Regions from separate parts of the Homo sapiens genome. Here region 1 is linked to region 2. Evidence: read pairs that join two places in POLR2A ChIA-PET (ENCODE). Cell type or tissue: HepG2. All regions are shown on one strand. Each heading gives the region's core, and the rest is flanking DNA. Links, peaks and the distances in the headings are about the cores only.

Region 1 (2,915 bases), core at 288-2,787, 340 kb before region 2:
CCTGGGTGACAGAGCAAGACTCCATCTAAAAAAAAAGGAGATCATGTCTAGCTATATTGCCCAGGCCAGAGTGCAGTGATATGACCATAGCTTACACAAGCCTTAAACTCCCAGGTTCCAGTGATCCTCCTGCCTCAGCCTCCCAAGTAGCTGGGACTATAGGCATTTGCCACCATGCCTAGCTCTAATCCTTTTCCTGTAAAAGGTCAATAGTAGTTACCCCACTTTTATTTCTGATTTTAGATATTTGCAACTTCTCCCTGTTTTCTTTGTCAGTCTAGTTAAAGATTTGTCAACTTTGGCCGAGTGCGGTGGCTCATGCCTGTAATCCCAGCATTTTGGGAGGCCAAGGCAGGTGGATCACGAGGTCAGGAAATTGAGACCACCCTGGCTAACACAGTGAAACCCTGTATCTACTAAAAATACAAAAAAATTAGCCAGGCGTGGTGGCGGGCGCCTGTAGTCCCAGCTATTTGGGAGGCTGAGGCAGGAGAATGGTGTGAACCCGGGAGGCGGAGCTCGCAGTGAGCTGAGATCGCGCCACCGCACTCCAGCCTGGACTACAGAACGAGACTCCATCTCAATAAATAAATAAATAAGTTTTGTCAATTTTATTTATCTTTTTTTTTTGAGATGGAGTCTTGCTGCTCTGTCACCCAGGCTGGAGTGCAGTGGCACAATCTCAGCTCACTGCAACCTCTGCCTCCTGGGTTCAAGCCATTCTCCTGACTCAGCCTGTAATCCCAGCACTTTGGGAATCCGAGGCGGGCTGATCACGAGGTCAGGAGTTCGAGACCGGCCTGGCCAATATGGTGAAACCCCGTCTCTACTAAAAAAATATAAAAATTAGTTGGGCATGGTGGTGCACGCCTGTAGTCCCAGCTACTTGGGAGGCTGAAACAGGAGAATCTCTTGAACCTGGGAGGTGGAGGTTGCAGTGAACGGAGATCATGCCACTGCACACTCTAGCCTGGGCAACAGAGTGAGACTTCATCTTAAAAAAAGAAATTTAAGAAGACTTAAATAAGTGAAAGGGTATTCCATGTTAGTGGATTGGAAAACAATATTGTTAAGATAGCAAAACTGCCCAAAGCCATCTACAGATTCAGTGCAGTCACAACTCTAAGTGCCTGCCTGCTTGCTTGTTTTCTTTATCTTTCTTTCTTTCTTTCTTTTCTTTCTTTCTTCCTTCCTTCCTTCCATCCATCCTTCCTTCCTTCCTTTCTTTTTCTTTTTGCAGACATGAAAATGCAATCTTCAAATTCATATGGAATTGCAAAGGGCCCCAAATACAACCTTGAAAAAGAATACAGTTGTAGGATTCATACTTCTCATTTACAAAACTTCATAAAATCAAAACTGTAGGTATTGGCATAAGGACAGACATATAGACGTACAGAATATAATTAAGAATCCAGAAGTAAATTCATACATGTCAACTAATTTTTGACAAGGATGCAAAGTTCATCTAATAGAGAAAGAATAGTCTTTTCAACAAATGGTTCTAGGAGAACTGGATGCAAAAGAATGAGTTGGAGCCTTACCCCTCACACCATATACGAAATTAGATTGATTTATTTACTTATTTATTTAGAGACAAAGTCTTACTCTGTCACCCAGACTGGAATGTAGTAGTGTGATCATAGCTCACTGCAGCCTCAACCTTTGGGCTGAAGTGATCCTCCCACCTCATCCTCCAAAGTAGCTGGGACTACAGGTGCACACCACTATACCTGGCTAGTTTTTTAAATTTTTTGCAGAAATAGGGTGTCACTATGTTGCTTACACTGGTCTCAAACTCCTGGCCTCAAGCAACCCTCCTACCTCATTCTCTCAAAGAGCTGGGATTATAGGTATGAGCCCCTGCACCCAGCCAAATTGTATATTTAGATGGTTTAAATGACAAATTTATATTGTAAATTTTTAGCACAATAAAAAAGAAAAAAATGCTTCAATTAAAAAAAAAGAAAAGAGGTCAGGTGCGGTGGCTCATGCCTGTAGTCCCAGCATTTTAGGAGACCAAGGCGGGTGGATTGCTTGAGGCCAGGAGTTCAAGACCAACCTGGTCAACATGGCAAAACTCCATCTCTACTAAAAATACAAAAATTAGCCAGGCATGGTGGCGCACATCTGTAGTCCCAGCTACTTGGGAGGCTGAGGCACAAGAATCACTTGAACTTGGGAGACAGAGGTTGAAGTGAGCCAAGATCACGCCACTACACTCTAGCCTCAGCCACGGAGTGAGACTCTGTCTCAAAAAAAACGCCTGTAATCCCAGCACTTTGGGAGGCCGAGGTGGGCGGATCACGAGGTCAGGAGATCGAGACCACGGTGAAACCTCGTCTCTACTAAAAATACAAAAAATTAGCCAGGCGCAGTGGCAGGCGCCTGTAGTCCCAGCTACTCGGGAGGCTGAGGCAGGAGAATGGCATGAACTCGGAAGACGGAGCTTGCAGTGAGCCGAGATCGTGCCACTGCACTCCAGCGACAGAGCGAGACTCCGTCTCAAAAAAAAAAAAAAAAACAAACAAAAAGAAAAGAAAACATGAATGAATCTTGAAAATAGTATGCTACACAAAAAGGCCACATAGTGTGTGAATCAATTTACATAAAATGTCCAAATAGGCAGATCTATAGAGACGGAAGCAGATAGTGGCTATATAGGGTTGATGGAGGGAGGGGAGGGATTGGGAAGGGTGCTAGCTAAGGGTTTCAGGTTTCTTTCCAAGGTGATCAAAATGTCCTAAGATCAATTGTGGTGATGGTTGTACCGCTCTTTGAATGACCTAAAACCATTAATTTCAACATTTTAAATAGATGAACTATATGGTATATAAATGATATCTCATTGAAGCTATTTTTTTAATGGGCAAAGGACTTGAATAGACATGTCCTCGAAGAAGACATACAAATGG
Region 2 (2,910 bases), core at 1-2,500:
CCAGCACTTTGGGATGTCAAGGTGGGTGGATCACTTGAGGCCAGGAGTTCGAGACCAGCCTGGCCAACATGGTGAAACCCTGTCTCTACAAAAAAAAAAAAATACAAAAATTAGCTGGATGTGGCGGCATGTGCTTGTAGTCCCACCTACTAGGGAGGGTGAGGCACAAGAATCACCCAGGAGGTGGAGGTTGCAGTGAGCCAAGATTGCACCACTGCACTCCAGCCTAGGCAACAAAACAAGACTCCATCTCAGGGTAAAAAAAAAAAAAAAGAATGATATAATGGACTTTGAGGACTTAGCCAGGGAGGTTTGGAGGGGGTGAGGAATAAAACACTACATGTTGATTATAACATAGACTGCTTGGGTGATGGGTACACTAAAATCTCAGAAATCACCACTGAAGAACTTATCCAGGTAACCAAAAACCACCTGTACCCCAAAAACCATTGAAATAAAAATTTTAAAAATAATTTTTTTAAGATGAGAGATCTTGCTATGTTGTCCAGGCTGGTTTTGAACTCCTGAGCTCAAGCCATCCTCCCACCTTGGCCTCCAAAAGTGCTGGGGTTACAGGCATGAGCCACTGCACCTGGCCCTACATCAATAATTTAAAAGTAGAGTTGTAAAAGTGGTTTTTGTATATGATTGAGTAAGTTGTTATCAGCTTAAAATAGATTATTACAAGTATAAGATGTCTCATGTAAGTCCCAGGATAACCACAAAGTAAATACCTATATTCTTTCAAAATTGAAGTCAATCCTCTGAAACCCTGCCGCTGCTTTGTCAACTAAGTTTATGGAATATCCCAAAATCCTTTGTTGTCATTTCAACAATGTACACAGCACCTTCACCAGGAGTAGATTCCATCTCAAGAAACCACTTTCTTTGCTCATCCATAAGAAGCCACTCCTGATCTCTTCAAGTTTTATCATGAGATTGCAGCAATTTATTCACATCTTTAGGGTCCACTGTTAAATTTAGTTCTTTTGCTATTTCCATCTTGCAGTTACCTCTTTCACTGAAGTCTTGAACTGCTCAAAGTCATCCATGAACGTTGGAACTGACTTATCTTAATGTTGATATTTTGACCTCCTCCCATGAATCAAAATATACTTAGTGTCATCTAAAATGGAGAATCCTTTTCAGAAAGTTTTCAATTTACTTTGCCCAGATCCATCAGAGGAATCACTATTTATGGCAGCTATAACCTTAGGAAATGTATTTCTGAAATAAGACTTGAAAGCTGAGATTACTCCTTGATCCATGGGCTGCAGAATGGATGTTATATTAGCAGGCATGAAAACAACATTAATCTCCTTGCACATTTCCATCAGAGCTCTTGGGACCAGGTGTATTGTCAATGACTGGTGGTATTTTGAAAGGAATCTTTTTTTCTGAGCGGTAGGTCTCAACAGTGGGATTAAAATATTCAGTGAGTCATGCTCAAACAAATGTGCTGCCATTCAGGCTTTGATGTTCCACTGATAGAGCACAGGAAGAGGAGATTTAGCATAATTCTTAAGGGCCCTGGAATTTCTGGAATGGTAAATATTGGCTTCAGCTTAAAGTCACCAGCTGCATTAGCCCCTAACAAGTAAGCCAGCCTGTCCTTTGAAGCTTTGAAGCTAGGCATTGACTTCTGCTTTCTAGCTATGAAAGTCCTAGATGGCCTCTTCTTCTGATAGAAGAATGTTTCATCTACATTGAAAATCTGTTTTTTGTTTTGTTTTGTTTGAGACAGAATCTTGCTCTGTCGCCCAGGCTGGAGTGCAGTGGCGCGATCTCGGCTCACTGCAAGCTCCGCCTACCAAGTTCACGCCATTCTCCTGCCTCAGCCTCCGGAGTAGCTGGGACTAGCCTACAGGCGTCCGCCACCACGCCGGGCTAATTTTTTTGTATTTTTAGTAGAGACGGGGTTTCACTGTGTTAGCCAGGATGGTCTCTATCTCCTGACCTCGTGATCCGCCCGCCTCGGCCTCCCAAAGTGCTGGGATTACAGGCGTGAGCCACAGCACTGGGACGAAAATCTGTTGTTTTGTGTAGCCGCCTTCACCAATTAGCTGGATCTTCTGGATAACTTGCTGCAGCTTCTATATCAGTACTTGCTGCTTTACCCTGCATGTTTACGGTATGAAGACAGCTGTTTTTTCTTAAATCTCATAAACCTACCTCTGCTAGCTTCCAGCTTTTCTTCTGCAGCTTCCTCACCTGTCTCAGACTTCACAGAATTGAAAAAGAGGTACAGCCTTGCTCTGGGGTAGGCTTTTGCTTCAGAAAATGTTGTGGATGGTTTGCTCTTCTATTCAGACCACTAAACTCTCCACATCAGCAATGAGGAGGCTGTTTTGCTATCATTTGCGTTCACTGGAGTAGCACTTTTTTTGTTTTTGTTTTTGAGACAGAGTCTCACTTTGTTGCCCAGGCTGGAGTGCAGTGGCACAATCTTGGATCATGGCAACCTCTGCCTCCCGGGTTCAATCGATTCTCCCACCTCAGCCTCCTGAGTAGCTGGGACTGCAGGCATGCACCACCACGCCCAGCTAATTTTTTTTGTATTTTCAGTAGAGATGCGGTTCGGCCATTTTAGCCAGGCTGTTCTTGAAATCCTGACCTCAGATGATCCTCCCGCCTCGGCCTCCCAAAGTGCTGGGATTACAGGCATGAGCCACCGTGCCCGGCCTGGAGTAGCACTTTTAATTTCCTTCAAAAACTTTTTCTTTGCCTTCACAACTTGGCTAGCTGTTTGATAGAAGAGGCTTAGTTTTGGGCCTATCTGAGCTTTTGAATGCCTTCCTCAATAAGCTTAATCATTTTTAGCTTTTGATTCAAAGTGAGAGACTTGTGACTCTTCCTTTCACTTGAACACTTAGAGGCCACTGTAGGGTTATTAATAGGCCTCATTTCAAT

The links. ChIA-PET counts read pairs that join two places held together with the same protein. Peaks named below come from ENCODE experiments on the same cell type or tissue, not always from the same donor. Only the 100,000 strongest peaks of a DNase experiment are listed, where the experiment ranks them.
Region 1: POLR2A ChIA-PET joins it to region 2 with 5 read pairs; 5 of 35 experiments call an interaction of 5 or more read pairs at or near these places.

What each region holds. Positions count from the first base shown.
Region 1 is chr18:12,385,154-12,388,068 of GRCh38, forward strand. No RefSeq gene overlaps it. Among named protein-coding and RNA genes, the nearest start is that of AFG3L2, 9.4 kb to the left of the region's middle. In HepG2, for the core only: no CTCF peak of the experiment used is centred there; no DNase peak of the experiment used is centred there.
Region 2 is chr18:12,728,871-12,731,780 of GRCh38, forward strand. No RefSeq gene overlaps it. Among named protein-coding and RNA genes, the nearest start is that of LINC01882, 19 kb to the right of the region's middle. In HepG2, for the core only: no CTCF peak of the experiment used is centred there; a DNase peak (open chromatin) is centred at 1,511; H3K4me3 peaks cover 961 bases.